Regions from separate parts of the Homo sapiens genome. Here regions 1, 3 and 4 are each linked to region 2. A link is a contact called in ENCODE Hi-C or POLR2A ChIA-PET data. All regions are on one chromosome and are shown on one strand. Each heading gives the region's core, a stretch centred on a gene start or an enhancer-like site at or near the end of the contact. The rest is flanking DNA. Distances are from core to core; before and after follow the strand shown.

The links. Hi-C counts contacts between places; a loop is a spot of excess contacts on that map. ChIA-PET counts read pairs that join two places held with the same protein, here RNA polymerase II (POLR2A). Pooled maps may share reads with other maps.
Region 1: a pooled map shows a loop between it and region 2 (3-fold over the local background). The contact joins two enhancer-like sites. A Hi-C loop is called at or near these places in 1 of 168 maps with a recorded cell type or tissue (CD4-positive, alpha-beta T cell) and 4 of 50 pooled maps. POLR2A ChIA-PET finds 5 or more read pairs at or near these places in 1 of 52 experiments (AG04449).
Region 3: a loop to region 2 is called in a map of naive thymus-derived CD4-positive, alpha-beta T cell, with 11 times the contacts of the local background. The contact joins the promoter of BTBD8 here to the enhancer-like site in region 2. A Hi-C loop is called at or near these places in 1 of 168 maps with a recorded cell type or tissue (naive thymus-derived CD4-positive, alpha-beta T cell) and 7 of 50 pooled maps. POLR2A ChIA-PET finds 5 or more read pairs at or near these places in 1 of 52 experiments (GM12878).
Region 4: a pooled map shows a loop between it and region 2 (6-fold over the local background). The contact joins the promoter of HFM1 here to the enhancer-like site in region 2. A Hi-C loop is called at or near these places in 4 of 50 pooled maps.

The regions. Positions count from the first base shown.
Region 1 is chr1:92,314,556-92,317,323 of GRCh38, forward strand. All of the region lies in intron 6 of RPAP2 (RNA polymerase II associated protein 2), which reads left to right. It also overlaps a transcript of GLMN not described here. Among named protein-coding and RNA genes, the nearest start is that of RPAP2, 17 kb to the left of the region's middle. Within about 2 kb of position 1,341, at least 3 of the 41 ENCODE cell types and tissues checked have a DNase peak (open chromatin) inside an H3K27ac peak, as active enhancers do; they include CD4-positive, alpha-beta T cell, where a contact is called at or near this core.
Region 2 is chr1:91,802,674-91,805,373 of GRCh38, forward strand. The region is part of intron 2 of TGFBR3 (transforming growth factor beta receptor 3); the gene reads right to left. Among named protein-coding and RNA genes, the nearest start is that of TGFBR3, 82 kb to the right of the region's middle. RefSeq lists an enhancer at 1,093-1,362. Within about 2 kb of position 1,403, at least 16 of the 41 ENCODE cell types and tissues checked have a DNase peak (open chromatin) inside an H3K27ac peak, as active enhancers do; they include CD4-positive, alpha-beta T cell and GM12878, where a contact is called at or near this core.
Region 3 is chr1:92,079,032-92,081,731 of GRCh38, forward strand. BTBD8 (BTB domain containing 8) reads left to right here and starts at 1,314. Exons shown (of 18, transcript NM_001376131.1): 1 at 1,314-1,689. The coding sequence starts at 1,541. RefSeq lists an enhancer at 2,587-2,700.
Region 4 is chr1:91,403,584-91,406,283 of GRCh38, forward strand. HFM1 (helicase for meiosis 1) reads right to left here and starts at 1,254. Exons shown (of 39, transcript NM_001017975.6): 1 at 1,215-1,254. RefSeq lists a silencer at 849-1,228.

The DNA.
Region 1 (2,768 bases), core at 91-2,590, 510 kb after region 2:
CCTGGCCAACAGGGTGAAACCCCATCTCTACTAAAAATACAAAAATAGGTGGTGGCATGCACCTGTAATCCCAGCTACTTGGGAGGCTAAGGCAGGAGAATCACTTGAACCCAGGAGGCAGAGGTTGCAGTGAGCTGAGATGGTGCCACTGCACTACAGCCTGGGCAACAGAGTGAGACTCCATCTCAATAAATTAAAAAAAAAAAAGGCTGGGTGTGGTGGCTCACACCTGTAATCCCAGCACTTTGGGAGGCCAAGGCAGGTGGATCACCTGAGGTCAGGAGTTTGAGACCAGCCTGGCCAACATGGCAAAACCCCGTCTCTACTAAAAATACAAAAATTAACCGGGCATGGTGGCTCACGCCTGTAATCCCAGCTACTCGGGAGGCTGAGGTGCGAGAATCTCTTGAACCCGAGAGGCAGAGGTTGCAGTGAACCGAGATAGTGCCACTGCACTCCAGCCTGGGTGAAGAGCGAGACTCTGTCTCAAAATCATAAATAAATAAATAGAAATTAGCTTTTCAGAGAGACAGAGGTCTTGTCTTGTTGCAGTCTCAAAAAAAAAAAAAATTTAAAGGAAAAGCAGTATTCAATGTCAGTGAGTCTTCCATTGTAAAGTTACTAATTGGCCTAATTTCAATATTGTTGTGTCTCAAGGAATAGGGAGGCCTGAGAAGAGGAAGCGAGATGGGTGAACAGCTGGTTGGTGGATCAGTCAGAACACACACATTTATCAATTAAGTTTGACATTTTATGTGGGCTTGGTTCATGGTACCCCAAAGCAATTACAACAGTAACATCAAAAATTACCACATATTACTATAACAGATAATAATGAAGTTTGAAATATGATAATTACCAAACTGTGACACAGAGAACACATTTTGTTGGAAAAATGGTGCTGACAGACTGGCAGACACAGTTACCACAAACATTCAATTTGTAAAAAATGCAGTATTTGCAAAGCGCAGTAAAGGAAAGCACAGTTAAACAAGGTATGCTTGTGTAAATTTATTTACCAGATTTTATAATACCAAAACCAAACAATATCCCTTAGAATTTATAAGAGTAATATCTTTATATCACAGTAAGCTCACTACCTCATTGGTATAGATGTTTAAATAAATTTAAGATTTAGACAAATTCATAAATTCTACCTCCATACTTTTATAAGGTTTTGGAGTCAGAAAGGGCCTTGGAGGTTTTCTAGCTCCTCATCTTTAAGGTATGTAAAATATCTGGAGTAGATCCGTAATGTCATGGAGACTAACAGTGGTTCTCACAAAATGTCTCCTGATACCCTGTTAGAGACAAAACATTGACCTAGAATGGTCTGGGTCGTGACGCACTGTGATGCTTCTCATCTTGTGAGTTAGAAATTTTTCACCCACTTGGTGGCCAGAAACAGACCACATAGAGTTTTGATGCTCTGAGACAGTGTGCTCACATAGGTAATTATATAGTTGCAGTTATAAATCCTGTTTGGCTAAATGTAGGCTCTGACAAGCCTTTGAAGGTGGGAAGTCTCCTGCATTGTAATCTAAAATCTTAAATCTAAGAAGGACAAATGTGGAAAATCAAATTATGATTTTAAAGATGAAATTGGGGTGAATGGTTAATGCTGACAGAGCTAAAAGCGCCATCATCTGGTCCAGAGTAGGGGATTTCACACGTTGCTTCTTGGCAGTAAACAGTAGAATCTCAGAGGTGCGGAAGCCAAAAACCTCTGCAGAACAACTATAACCTCTTCCTGAACAGCCACCTCTGTTGCTTGGTATGCAGAATAAAAGCTTTCTGAAACAGGGTTTGACATGTCTCAAAATAGATTTGAAAAGTTCTCACCATACCTGCTGCTTCTGTTGGTTTACATATAACATACATATTCCAAGTGATATATATGCACATATATATAAATATGTACATATATCCACTAAGTTCTTTGGCATAAGTTATTTCTAGTTTTAGATTTACTTTGCTAAAATGAAAACCAATCATCTAATTTATACCTTAGTGAAAGTAAGATGAAAATGTTTATAAAGAAACAGCTTACAAGCATTCTTTAACTAGGATGGTTACATATTTTTGTTTTGTAAACTGAGCTTTCACAACTATCTTCAGGACAACAAAAATTGTGGGAAGATAATAGAAAATACTTAGCTGGAAGAGAAATGGCACTTTCTCTTCAAACGAAAGAAATTTGGATTTCATCTAAGAAAGGACAGAAAAGAAAGAGCAATGTAACTTGGTGCTTCATTCTTTCTAAAACAGCACCTAGCAAAAACAAACTGGAATTTTATATCGAATCTTGAATCTAGTTTATTTCAGTGTCAGGTACCATTCTTTATAGATTGGGGATGAGGGAAGGTATTTAAGGTTCCTTTAAGATAGTTAAGATCTAGAAACAATGTTGAGTTTAGTTCTTAGAAAAATTACACAAAGGAGAAGAAAATAGTTTGTAAAGTATATTGAGTTCCTGTGAAAGGGATTAAGCAAAGGTGGTATCCTTGCAACTTTTTTGGGTCTTTTTCTAACACTAAATAGAGGCAACAGGATATAGAAAGGGCTTGGCCTAATTCGAATCCTAGATTTACTACTTGTTAGCTATGTGATCTTAGGAAGTCATTTAACCTCTCAAAACTTCGGTTTCCTCATCTATAAAAATAGAGTTGAAGGCTCGGTGCGGTGGCTCACAACTGTAATCCCAGCATTTTGGGAGGCCGAGGCGGGTGAATCATGAGGTCAGGAATTCGAGACCAGCCTGGCCAACA
Region 2 (2,700 bases), core at 153-2,652:
CTAAGCTCCAGGCCTGAATATTCAACAGCTCCTTCACCATCTACTTTTGTCTCATGGACACCCAATCTCAACATGCAGAACTCAGGATCTTTACCCCTCGTGCCTGTTGTTCCTCCTTCATTCCCTCCCTAAGTAAATGGCACCAGCCTCTTCCTACGTACACCTGGCACCAACCTGGGGGAGGTGCCCCAACATCACCCCTTCCCTCTCCTCACCCAATGGATTCTCTCTCTGGCCACTCAACTCTGACCCCTCCTCTCCATCTCCATGGGCACCATCGTCTCTCGTTCCCTGATTACTGCAAGATGCTCTTAATTCTTATCTCCACCAAAATGTCTTCTATAGAGCAGCCAAACTGATCTGAAAAACCCAAGTCTGATCCTGCTTTTCTCTGCTTTAAAAGACTTATCACTCCATCTCTGCTGTCCAGATGAAGCCCCAAAACCTCAACGTGACTTACAAGGCCCTCCAAGATCTGGCCCTGCTTCCTGCCACGGCCCCGTCTCTCATTCCTCGGACACTTGCTCCCGTGTTTTGGCCATTCTGGTGAAGCACAGAAGTGCTCACTGTCTCCCTATAGCCATCATTCTCCTTTCTTCAAGTGCCAGCTGGACACACAGCCACCCAGAACGAAAGCTATGTTTCCCAATCCCGCTAGCAGCTGGCAGCTTCCTGTATGAAGGGAAGGAGGTCAGTTCTTCTGCCATTTCCTTCTGACTGCTGGTTGGAATGTGGATGTAACAGGCAGCACTAGAGCAAGCCTTTGGGGCCATGAGACAGAAGCAGCATGCTGAGGAGGGCACAGCAACTGAGAAGCCACCTGGGTACTTGATGAACATGGAGCCACGGGATCAGCTCTGAACTGCTTTTTTTTTTTTAATAGGAAACAAATGTAAACTCTTTTTTTTATATAAGCCAATGTTATTTTGGGTTTTCTGACATTTGTAGCTTAACCTACCCTAATTAATGTACTTGCCTTCTTTTATTTCATCAGAAGTGCCAACCTTTGTCCCAAAGGAGCCTCTGAATAGCAAGGTTTCCTCCAGGAACACATTCCCCACCGTTTCTGTTCCTTCCCACCACCATGGCCTGACAAACTCCTGCTCATTCTACTGATCTCTCAAGGAAGCTCCCCAAACCTCCCTCACTGTGTTAGATCTGTATTTTTTCATACTCTCATGGTACTCTCCGTTTCTCTCCACAGCACTTCCTGTGATGAGATGTACATAATTATTTGTGCAATTATTGGTTTCACATCTACATGCTCCCAAAGACTGCAAACACCACGAAAGAACAGAACCCAACCACTCTGTCTGCTGCTGCCTGCCTCACCCCAGCACAGTATCTGGCACAAAACAGACACTCAATTATCGCTGAGAAATGGGGAAGAACCATGGGGTGATGCATGCTGCATGGGCTTTGTGCCAATAAGGGACTGTCTGTCTCAGACTTCCTGCTTTCACTCTTTACCTGAGAGCCAAAGCCTCACTCTTATACTAAAAGGGGCAGAAAAAAAAAACACCAACCATGAAATGAAGGAGGTGGCATTTTTGGTTGCTAAGAATCAAGTCCCAGTTGGGGCTTCCCCACCTTCAACTGTCACAGAAAGCAGGAAACACAAATCTGTTTTTGTCTTCTCTTCCCGGACACTCTTCTGGCCAATCCCCTCTCTCCAGGTGGCAGGACAATCCTCTATCTCTCCGTTGGCACACCACAGCCCCAGCCTCATCCTGCCACTTCTGGGTCAGGCCCTAGCCTTCCTGTCCCTTTCCCTCTGCCACAGCCAGCTCATGAACCTGTCTCCCATCCTTCCCCCTTGGCCTCATAGTGGTTCCTTCCGCAATCTGTCTGCACAATGCCAGGGCCAGCTCCATTCAGGAAGGCTTCCACCTGGGAACAGCATGATCCACCCCACAGGCTCTAGCACAAGTGCCTGAGTTAACACAGTGGCTCAGATTCTCACTTGACCACCATGGGGCCCGAGTATAGCACCTCCCAGCCACGAAGGCTTGGAAACCAGGAAAACATGCTCCGAAACCCCATCTGACTCATCTGCTCACTTTTGTGGTGACCTGTGAGCTCTGGAGCTGCTACTGTAGGCCCTCACCGGCAGCCTCAAAAGGCTGGGAGTGTCTCCTGTGGCCACGGCTGAAAACCCACATCCCGTCTTCCCTACGCAATCTCTTCCCTGCAGTCAAGAGCCAAGTGAGTGACATGCTCTGATGATGCTCCTTATCAGCAGCACAGCAAAAGCTGTGTTACCACGTAAGGATCAACCAGGGCGTGGACGATGACGAAAGAACACACCTGAAAGCAACAATGCTCATAAGCACACACGCGTGCTCACTTCACACCATACTCTATCATGAAAAGGCATGTTGCAGATACTTCATCCAAAGCCTCACAGAAACTCTATAACCCACTATAAGTAAACTGTTGTGAGCCACACAGAGGTAGAATGTGTATTTCAGAAAAGTGCTTCCTGGCAGTAATGTCCATATGGATTCACCTCCAGAGACAATCCTCACTGGTGCCTCCCAATCTGGATATTTCAGTTCATTCTGGGCATCTGGTATGTGACGAGTACAAGATTCCTTAAGGGTAGCTCCCAAAGAAATCTAACTTTTCCTTGGACTCAAAGTGTGAGCTGAGTTTAATCCTCCCCTGCTGGCTTACTCGAGAAATCTGATCTCAAAATCT
Region 3 (2,700 bases), core at 64-2,563, 280 kb after region 2:
CAGAGCAAATAGAGTAGCGTTTATCACATAATAAGGATTCAAATATAAGCTACTATTATGTTATCTTTGACACCCCTCGTTTCTACAGGAATAATTAAGAATCAATTATCCATCCAAGCATTTGGGAATTAATTTTAAAAAATCAATTATCCAGTTATATTTTTCAGAATTAAGATGTCTGAATATTTGAGAGGGGGCATTATCTGAAGAAATGGTTACCTCTTGGCCAATCTTATGGTACAAATACAAAGTCCATATATTCCCCTCCCCGCCTCCTTTTTTTTTTTTTTTGTTTGGTAGAGACAGGGTCTCCTTATGTTGCCCAGGCTGGTCTCTAATTCCTGGGCTCAAGTGATCCTCCCGCCTTGGCTTCCCAAAGTGCTGGGATTACAGGTGTGAGCCACCGCAACCTGGCCAATGTATTTTCCAAGCAATTACTATTCTTCACCTTGTGTGTAGAGTTTGTGAATGAAACAGATTTTTTTTTTTTTTTTTTTTTTTGAGACAGGGTCTTGCTGTGCTGTTCAGGCTGGAGTGCAGTGGTGCAATCATGGCTCACTGCAGCCTCGACCTCCCGGGCTCAAGCCATCATTCCGCCTCGCTTCCCAAGTAGATGGGACTTGCCCGGCCCGAAGCGGAACTACTGAGTTTCCTTATTTTGGAGGCAGTAATCAAATAAAAAATACCAAAACCTTAAATGATAATCAGTTTGCTACTTTATTTGGGACAAAAGAGAATTCTATATTTCATCCATCCATCACTTCACTGCTCAAAGACTTTGCCCCTTACCTATTTCTCCCTTCTTGGTCATAAATGTTAGGGCTTTATATGCAAAGCCCTGTGCTTTCTCCGATCAAGTCCAAAAGCTTGTATGAGCCACTCCTTGGATAAGAAGGGGATGGGGCCTTCTAGATGCTGTAAGTATCTCTTATATTGAACTCAGAATTGTTCTGACTGGCAGTTTATGAAGTTCTTCCCCTACTCCTCCCATCGCCAATTTTTCTTGCCCCAAACATTTATACCTCAGGGTTAAGAAGCCAGGTAAGTGAGGGGGTGTGACTCGCCCAGTCTTTCGTTGGAAAAAAGTGTAGACCTGTCAGGAAGACACAGCATAGAAAGGCTGCATGTGCTGATTTGAACTCGAGCCTCAGTAAAACATTGAAATGAATGAACACCAACCGGAAGGGAAAGAAGAGGGGAGGGGATAAGGAGCCTGAGGATTGGTTTGCCCCGCGGGATGGTCCGCGCCTGAGCCATGGGAGGCGGGGTGCCCGCCGGCAGAAGTAAACAGAGCGAGTACGCCTGCGCACGCTCTTCCTGGGTCAAGAGCCGGCTCGGTTCTGGGATTCTGAGGCTCCCCACCGCGGTCCGGCTTCTCTGGGAGACTGTCTACAAACCGACGAGAGGCGTCAACCTTTTACCCTAGGGGGCGGATTTGGGTAGGAGCCGAGCGTTCGGTCGGAAACGCCCCCTTCTTCCTCCTGGGCGGGGCAAGTGAGGCCAAGTACTGGGCCTCCAGGGCGTCGTACCTCTGTGAGACATGGCTCGCTGTGGGGAAGGCAGTGCGGCCCCCATGGTACTTCTGGGGTCCGCTGGAGTTTGCAGTAAGGGGTTGCAAAGGAAGGGGCCGTGTGAGCGGCGCCGGCTGAAGGCGACGGTGTCGGAGCAGCTCAGCCAGGATTTGCTCAGGTAGGAGGAGGCGGGAACTCTGGCTGCTTCAGTTCCTAAATCGCCCACCTCCGCCCCGAAGCTGAGGCTTCTTTCGGCTCTGCCTCCCCCTCCCTCAGCACTTGGTTCTCCTCGCCTCAGGCGACTGCGGGTCGTTAGCCAGTCTCCCCACTATTCCGAAAAGTGGCTTCGCTCGCCCTGAATAAACAATCCCGAGCACCTCGACACCATGTACCAGATTCAAAAGGAAAACAAAAAAAGCTTAGTCGTGTGCAGCACTAGTTTGCTAGAAATATCTCAACACAGGCACGCTTAGTTGTTTCCAATCACTAAGGTCGGGTGGATCCAGGTCCTGAAACTTACACAATTTTTAAAATAAGCTTATACTATTTTAAGAAAAATAATAAAATTAGGAAAACGATTATTTGAAATGAGGAAAGAACAATACTATAGTCTTGGAGGTCTCTTCTGAGGTCTCTTTAAACAATTTACCAGAAATGCTTCCTGATTGCGACCTGGATTCCTCTCTCCACCTAGAGCTCTCTGTAGCTCCCAGCAACTCTCAGCTCCTGTGAGGACCAAAGCAAATGGAGGGTCTTCCTGACATTTAACCTTTGTAAGCCTCATGGATATCCTTCTCGGGTTATTGGGAATCCAGCTAAAGTAATTTCAGCTTACAAAGAAATTGAAGCTTAGAAATATGACCTAGCTAATTTACATTTCCAGCAAGACATTGATTCTTAAACTTGGGTGGGCATCACTGAAATTTTCCATTTCTAACAAGGCCCCAAGTGATGCTAATGCTGCTGGCTAGGGTGACTATGAGAACCACTGAGGTAAACATAATTACTAATAATTAAAAGTTGTGCAGCATTCTACTTTTTTTTTTTTGGAGACGGAGTCTCGCTCTGTCGCCCAGGCTGGAGCGCCGTGGCGCGATCTCGGCTCACTGCAACCTCCACCTCCCGGGTTCAAGCCATTCTCCTGCCTCAACCTCCCGAGTAGCTGGGATTACAGGCACGCGCCACCACG
Region 4 (2,700 bases), core at 4-2,503, 400 kb before region 2:
ATTTTTTAAGTTCCTATTATTTATTATTAAAGTTTTAGTTTCAGCACGTGGCACAAAATTAGATTGCCAAACACAATAAACAATATCATCCCAGGTAGTTTTAAGTGTCTGCTCTGCTATAATCACTGTTAAAATACTTAAGCTATTTTTGAGTCTACATAATTTGCGGTGCCGACCTTCTCTAGTTATATTAATGACAATCTCTAGTTAAATATTAATACAACTAGATACAATTAATCTTTAGTTATATTAATGACAATTCACCATTTTGTCTTCTGTAATCTTTACTTATTGTATAAAATTATTGTATACAATTATTGTATAAACTTATTGTATAAAATTGCAGGCCTATTACTTCTTACAATTTTTACTCAGAAACATACTCCTTATTTTAAAAGTACAGAAACTCAGATAAAAATTATTGATTTGCTAGAAATTTTTGTGAGTTAAGGAAGAAGTAGGGACCAACATTTACGGGAATAACCGACCGTCACAAATAACTGCAGAGAATCTGACAAAGAAGGAAAAATCAACGGGAACAAATTACTCCGAGGCTCGGCCTGGGAAAGGACCATACAATTGTCGGAGCCCCAGATCTCACCCCCTCTCCCCAGGCACCAACAGGGCTGGCTGGAAGGGTCCGGCTGGGGACCGAATCAGCACCTAAAGCAAAATAACAGCTCTGTGGATTTCCTAAGGAGAATATCCTAAATCCAAGGCAGAGGCCTTAGGGCCCCGAGAGTGGCACAAGAACGGGGCGCTGGGGCGCGTCACTCCACCCCCCGGGTCCCGTTTCCTCCCACCGCTGTGAAACCCGCGGCTCAGACAGATGGGTACGTCCCCCCCAGCGCTCGCTCAGGGGGCGCCACACACCGGAACACAAGACACAGGAACCGAACACCAATCAGCCGACTTTAGGGGCGGGCCGGACGCCCAGCCGGTCCCACCTCGCGGGGAGCTGGGCCCGCCCTGCGCCCGAGCGCGCCGCAGGCCTCACCGCTTTCTGACTGGAAATGCGGCTGAGGCGCTGGCGCGGGCCGGCGGCCTGGAGACGCCTGGTGACCAACAACTCGCCGCGCCCGTCCGCTGCCTGCCCGGCAGACGGCTCTAGAGATCGACCGCTGCCCGGACGGCTCGGCTGGGTCCCCACTTCCCCGCGGGCGTCGGGCCCCCGTCCCCACCTTCCCCGCGGGCGTCCGGGCCCCTCTCCTCACCTCCCTGCGGACAGCTCCTAGGCCAGTCGAGCGCCGATTTATCAGCCCCTCTGAGGACCGCCAAGCCTGGCTAAGCCGAGCTCCAAGCAATGGATCGCCCAAGCCCCCAACCTCTCCCTTCCTACCTTTTTTTCTCCGAAAGTTTATAACTGGTTTTGAATATATCTCTTGCAGTTTACTGTGTCTATTCTCTTTAAATACAGCTCCTAATCCTGGGTTCTAAGGGTCTACTAAATGGTACCCTTTCCCTAAGCTAACCTGCTTCTCTACCCCCACAACCACCACTCCACAAACATACCCCAACCTGCCTTTCTCATCAAAGTTAGCCAGGCCTCAGCTCTGGGACTTCCGGTCTCTTCGTACCTAAAAAGTGTTTTACCTATATTATTTATAAAATATCACAGTGGCACTCATGAGGTCGGTATTACTGGGGAACTTGATTCAGAAATAAAGTTAAATTTCAGAAATAAATATTCTAAAACACAATGATATTTAAATGTGTTTAGCCAACATGAATTTATAAAAACAGGGCAATAATGTGTTCTTAGGCTGTAAACATGAACAAACTATAAATTATCCTTTTAAGTTTCTTTAGAATTGTCCTCTGAAGATTTGGCAGGGAATGTTTTGTAGATGATAAAATAGCAACGAATCAATGATGCTTTTCTTACAGAGACATTTATCTTTCCTTTGGAAACCCCCACCTGTGACATCTAGGGCCAACCTACTGCTGTCTGACTGCCCTATTCCTGTTCTCTTTTTTCTTGCAGTTCTACTGTTCATTAGCTATATGACCTTGGAAAAGACCCAACCTTTAAGTCTTAATTCTGCATCCTCAGTGATACTCATAAGCTCTAACTCCTAGATACTGCTGCAAGGGTTAAATAAAATAATATTTGCAGTAGTCCTACCACACAGTAAATGCTCATGAATATTAATTTCTTTCACCTTCTCTGAAATGTAAAATTATTCCAGTAATTGGGTGAGCCAGTTATTTGGATACTGATAAAATAACAAGTCTTTGTCTCTTGGAGAAAATAACATTTTGACTGCATAAACTATTCTTAATAGAAAGGTTGAATTATCATTCCTCTCAAAAATACTGGAGAGGAAAGTTACTTTCCATAGACTGCATAGAGGAAAATAACGAAACAGTGCATTTGTTATAGTGAACCCCTCAATGTGTTGAAATTCATACATTGAATTCTAACCCCCGATGTGATGATATTTGAACGTGGGACTTTTGTGAGGTAATTAACTCAAAAGGGTAGAGCCTTCATGAGTAGGATTGTGCCCTTTTAAGAGGCCAGAGAGTTAGCTCGCTCTTTTCCTACCATGTGAGGATACAGGAGGACGGTATCTGCAAGCCAGGAAGGAGGCCCTCGCCAAATACCGGATCTGCCTGCACTGTGATCTTGGACTTCTCAGGCACCAAAATTGTGACAAATGTTTGTTGTTTAAGCCACCCAGCCTATGGTAATTTGTT